2 separate regions of the Homo sapiens genome follow, and region 1 is linked to region 2. Evidence: chromatin loops called from intact Hi-C (ENCODE). Cell type or tissue: OCI-LY7. All regions are shown on one strand.

Evidence for each region. A loop is a pair of places that touch in the nucleus more often than their neighbours do. Peaks named below come from ENCODE experiments on the same cell type or tissue, not always from the same donor. Only the 100,000 strongest peaks of a DNase experiment are listed, where the experiment ranks them.
Region 1: a loop joins it to region 2, with 8 times the contacts of the local background. A loop is called at or near these places in 1 of 110 quality-filtered maps.

What each region holds. Positions count from the first base shown.
Region 1 is chrY:19,712,352-19,714,851 of GRCh38, reverse strand. All of the region lies in intron 18 of KDM5D (lysine demethylase 5D), which reads left to right. Among named protein-coding and RNA genes, the nearest start is that of KDM5D, 31 kb to the left of the region's middle. In OCI-LY7, no CTCF peak of the experiment used is centred here; DNase peaks (open chromatin) are centred at 1,231 and 1,761; H3K4me3 peaks cover 1,691 bases; H3K27ac peaks cover 2,500 bases.
Region 2 is chrY:19,540,693-19,543,192 of GRCh38, reverse strand. No RefSeq gene overlaps it. Among named protein-coding and RNA genes, the nearest start is that of KDM5D, 200 kb to the left of the region's middle. In OCI-LY7, no CTCF peak of the experiment used is centred here; a DNase peak (open chromatin) is centred at 1,532; H3K4me3 peaks cover 2,500 bases; H3K27ac peaks cover 2,441 bases.

The DNA of each region.
Region 1 (2,500 bases), 170 kb before region 2:
GTAAGACAATAGATACATATAGTTTTTAGATTGAAAAGTAAGTGATTATGTACAGTCAGGCATCACTTAATGATGGAGATGTGTTAGGAGAAAAGCGTCATTAGGCGGTTTTGTCATTGCTGCATACGCACCGTCTACTTACATAAACCTGGATGCTGTGACCTCCTACACACCTAGGCTGTGTGATAGAGCCTGTTGTTCCTAGCCTGCAAACCTGCACAGCGTGATACTGTACTGAATATTGTTGTCAGTTGTAACACTGGTGAGTATTTGTGTATCAAAATACGCAAATGTAGAATTACTACAATAAAAGAATTGTGGAAGACATAAAATATGGGGCACTTACCATGAATGAAACTTGCAAGACAGGAAGTTTCTCTGGGTGAGGAACCGACTGGTAAGAGAATGTGAAGACCTTGGACATGACTGTACACTACTGTAGACCTAATAAACGCTTTACACTTTGGCTTTGTTAAATTTATATAACGGTATCTTAAAAAGAGATAGTAAATTAGCCTCAGCTACTGTAAATTTTTAAAACTTTTTTTCAGGGTACATGTGCAGGTTTGTTATATAGGTACATTTGTGTCATGGGGGTTTGTTAACCCCATGTACATAGGGGTTTTATCACCCAGGTATTACATTCAGTACCCCTTAGTTATTTCTCCTGATCCTCTCTCTCCTCCCACCTTCTACTCGGTGATAGTCCCCAGTATGTGCTGTTCCCTCTATGCGTGCGTCCATGTGTTCTCATCATTTATCTTACACATATTAGTGAGAACATGTGGTATTTGATTTTCTCTTCCTGTGTTAGTTTGCTAAGGATAATGGCCTCCAGCTCCATCCATGTTTCTTCAAAGGGCATGATCCTGTTCTTGTAATATCTGCATTGTAATTCCATGGTGTATATGTACCAGTTTTTCTTTATCCAGTCTATCATTAATGGTCATTTAGGTTGATTTCATGTCTTTGCTTTTGTGAATGGTGCTACAGTGAACATAACACGTGCATATGTCTTCATGATAGAACAATTTATATACCTTTGGGTATATACCCAGTAATGGGTTAGCTGGGTCAAACGGTATTTCTGCCTCTAGATCTTTGAGGAATTGCCACACTGTCTTCCACAATGGTTGAACTAATTTTACACTCCCGCCAACCCTGTATAGCAGTTACTTTTTCTCCGCCACCTCACCAACACCTGCTATTTCCTGACTTTCATAATTGCCATTCTGACAGGTGTTATCAGGTGGTACCTCACTGTGGTTTTGTTTTGCATTTCTCTAATGATCACTGATGCTGAGCTTTTTTTCATATATCTGTTGGCTGCATGTATGTCTCCGTTTGAAAAGTGTCTGTTTATGTCCTTTGCCCACTTTGTAATGGGGTTGTTTTCTTCTTGTAAATTTGATTAGGTTCCTTTATAGATGCTGGATATTAGACCCTTGTCAGATGTATAATTTGCAGAAGCTTTCTCCCATTCTGTAGGTTGTCTGTTTACCCTGTGTGTAGACAGTTTCTTTGTACAGGAGCTCTTTAATTAGGACTCGTGTCAATTTTTGCTTTTGCCGCAGTTGCTTTTGGCGTCTCCATTGTGAAATCTTTGCCCATGCCTGTGTCCAGTTGTCTTCCAGGGCATTTATGGTTTCAGGTTTTAAATTTATGTCTTTAATCCATCTTGAACTGATGTTTGTATAAGGTACATGGCAGGGGTCCTGTTTCAGTTTTCTGCATATGGCTCAGCCAGATTTCTCAACAGGATATACTAATTAGGGAGTCCTTTCCCCATTGCTTGTTTTTGTCAGCTTTGTCAAAGATCAGATGGTTGTAGGTACGCATCCTCATTTCTGGGCTTTCTATCATGTTTCATTGGTCTATGAGTCTGTTTTTGTAAACTGTTTTTGTAAACATTTAATTTCTATTTGAATGTTTTACTCTTTTCTAATAATGGTTAGCTTAAAACACAAATGCATCATAGAGTTGTACAAAAATATTTTCTTTCCTCATATTGTCATTCTGTAAACTTTTCTGTGTAAACAATTTTTAAGTTTGTTTTCCATTTTAAACATTTTTGTTAAAATCTAAGATGTAAAGACACACATTGGCCTAGGCCTACACAGAGTCAGATTCTGAATGTTACCATCTTCCCCCATCTATATCTTATTTTAGTGGAAGGTCTTCAGGGCACTGACACACGTAGAAAGGGATCTGTTAAGATAACCATGCCACTTCCTGGAATACTTCCTGAAATACTTTTGAGGCTGCCTGACAGTTAACTTTTGTTTATAGTAGGAGTATATTCTAAAATAATAGTTTAGAAAAATGTGGTGTCAAGCATTAACCAGTATATGGCTGTTTGTTATCAGGTATTATGTGATGCATGTGCTAGACAGATTCTTACATGATGGACAGTGCATTGGGTTGTTTATATCAGCATCACCACAGACACATGAGGAATGTGTTGCTACTTTACAACTGCTACGATGTCAGCAGGTGATAG
Region 2 (2,500 bases):
TTATGCCTTGATAAAGAAGAAAATATTTTTTTCTGGACACATAATTATCTGAAAAAGCAACTATTAACTTGGGAACTTCCTCTTCTTCTGAATTCTGGTTCTTGCAGGAGTGTTTAGACACCTTAATATCCTCTTGTCCTCACCTTTGTAAACTAGAACAAGACAGATTATTTGTTGTCCCAGAAGCCTGTTGGGAAATAAGAAGAGTTAGAATGACTCGATGTGTGTGGGTGGTGGTGGTGGTGGAAAGGAATGGGTGAGGGGAGGGGAGTGGATAGCGTATGGGCACAGATAGCCCTGTAGGAAAAGCAGTTTGCTTAATGTCAAGTTTGAGCAGCCTGCTAAAAAAGAAATAATGGGAAAGGGAGTGACTGTGATTGAGCCAGAAAAGAACCAGAGAACCTCAGATTGGGGATTTATTCTTGCATTGTACTGTTTCTTGTTCTGCAGGTTGTACTATAAGTTTCTTTCTATTGATGACTAGGAGTGGAAAATGCATACAGAGAAAGCGCCAGTCCCTATTGCACCATGGAGTTAAAGATGACTATTGACTTTAGCCACCAGGACTGAGATAGAAGCTAAGCAACTGCTGTGCTCATGCCCTGAGAAAGTGCCACTACTTGTGTCCTCAGCCCAGGGAATGGCAGGCACCAAGGGGTCCAGAACAGTGAAGACCATGCTGTAGGCTCTGCTACTCGCTGGCAGGGCTTAAACAGACAGACAAGTAGAGGCTGCAGATCCCGGTGCTGGTGACTGGGTGGGCTAAATGTGGTATGAGATGCAAGGCTCATATATATTGGCTACTCCTATAGCGTCAGTGACTTGTGCACACACTTCCTGATCTCCAGTATTTTGGTTCTAGCCTTTTGCCTGCGCTTGCCAATCTTTTTGGTCGACCTGAAGTGTTTTGCTTTGCTTCTCCCACTTTTGTTCTGTCTTGCGTGTGAGCACTTCTTGGCCTGATGTCCCATAGCTTGGGCTTATCTTGGTATCGTTCGCAGCGAAGAATTTAGGCACAAAGTTCGGCCGCTGACTCAAAAGTCTGTCTTTCCGTGCCTGAGATATTTCACTTAACATAATGTTCTTCAGTTCCCTTTATGCTGTTGCAAATTACAAAACTTCGAGGCGGAATCTGGGTTCCACTCTAAAGAAAACTCACTGCAAGTGGCAAGGAAAGCAAAGCAAGCGGGTTTGGGAGGTTGTCATGAAGGTGAGCAAGGCTAGTGTGAAGTTTCAGTCACCTGTGATAGAGTGGCAAATTGCTAAGGCTTTGGGAATTGCAACCGCAGGGATGGATGCAAACGACCGCGCCCTAGGCTTCTCTAGCGAAGCCCCAGAGGCAAGGCGCTGGCTCCTACCCAGGGAGGCAGGATGTGGGTTGGGACAAGTTAGAGGTGGGGAATTAGGAGAGCCTTCGCAGCAGAGCAGAATGCAAGCAAGGTTCGAAATCCATTTAGGCACTGAAGGGCTTGCAGAGTTGCTGATGTGCTGTCAGAGAGACTCGCGGCTGAGCTAAGTAGGGACCGGAAACTACTCGTCCGCGAGTTAAAATAGGACTCCTGAGATTTCACGGCTCAGAGGTTTTCAGGTGCGTGTCTCTCTCGCTTCTTGTTGAACATCTTTAAATAAATCTTGTGGCCTTCCCTCCCTCCTCTATCCTGTGCACCTACAGCTAATTTCCCGACTTGTCCCGCGTGTGCATTGAGCAGCTTCTCACCCTTTCAGGAGCCAGCCTGGTAAAAGATGGGATCTCCAGGGTCGGTGGCTCACAGCTGTAATCTCAGCACTTTGGAAGGCGGGGGCGGGTGGATCACAAGGTCAGGAGTTCCAGCCTCGCCAATACGGTGAAACTCCTTCTCTACTAAAAATAGAAAAATTAGTCGTGTGTTGTGGAGGGTGCCTGTAAGTCCAACTTACTCGGGAGGCTGAGGCAGGAGAATTACTTGAACCCGGGAGGAAGAAGTTTCAGCGAGCCCGGATCACGCCACTGCACTCCAGCCTGGGCGACAGAGCGAGACCCCTTCCCCCACAAAAGGATGGGATCTCCAAAAGAGGTGGAGATGCCGTTGATTCAGGTTGCAAGCCTCGGCCGAATGGAGTATAGAGTCCAGCTTCTGTACTGATAAGATGGGTTTGTCTAAAGTGCAGAAATATTTGAACAATATTTCGAACTCTCTCGCGTGGCGGCAGTAAAGGCTTTTACAGTCAGAATGTGTGCTGACAATAAAGTGCAAGAGTGACTTGGGTTCGGTATTAAAGAAAAAGCGTAGTCGTTCCTATGTCTTCCCTGTGTCCCAGCGAGTAAGGATTTTTCTATTTTTAGCTCTCCTATACTCCGCTGGAACCTACTATACATAGAGAGCATTAGTCCATAGAGACTATGCACGTGGTAGGGCGAGGGAGGTCCAAACGAGATGATTCCTAGGCTATCCTTTCCTTCGAGGTCTTCCAAAGTCGTCGTATAGGACTGGCCCAGACTCCCGGTCCCAGCTTTAATGTA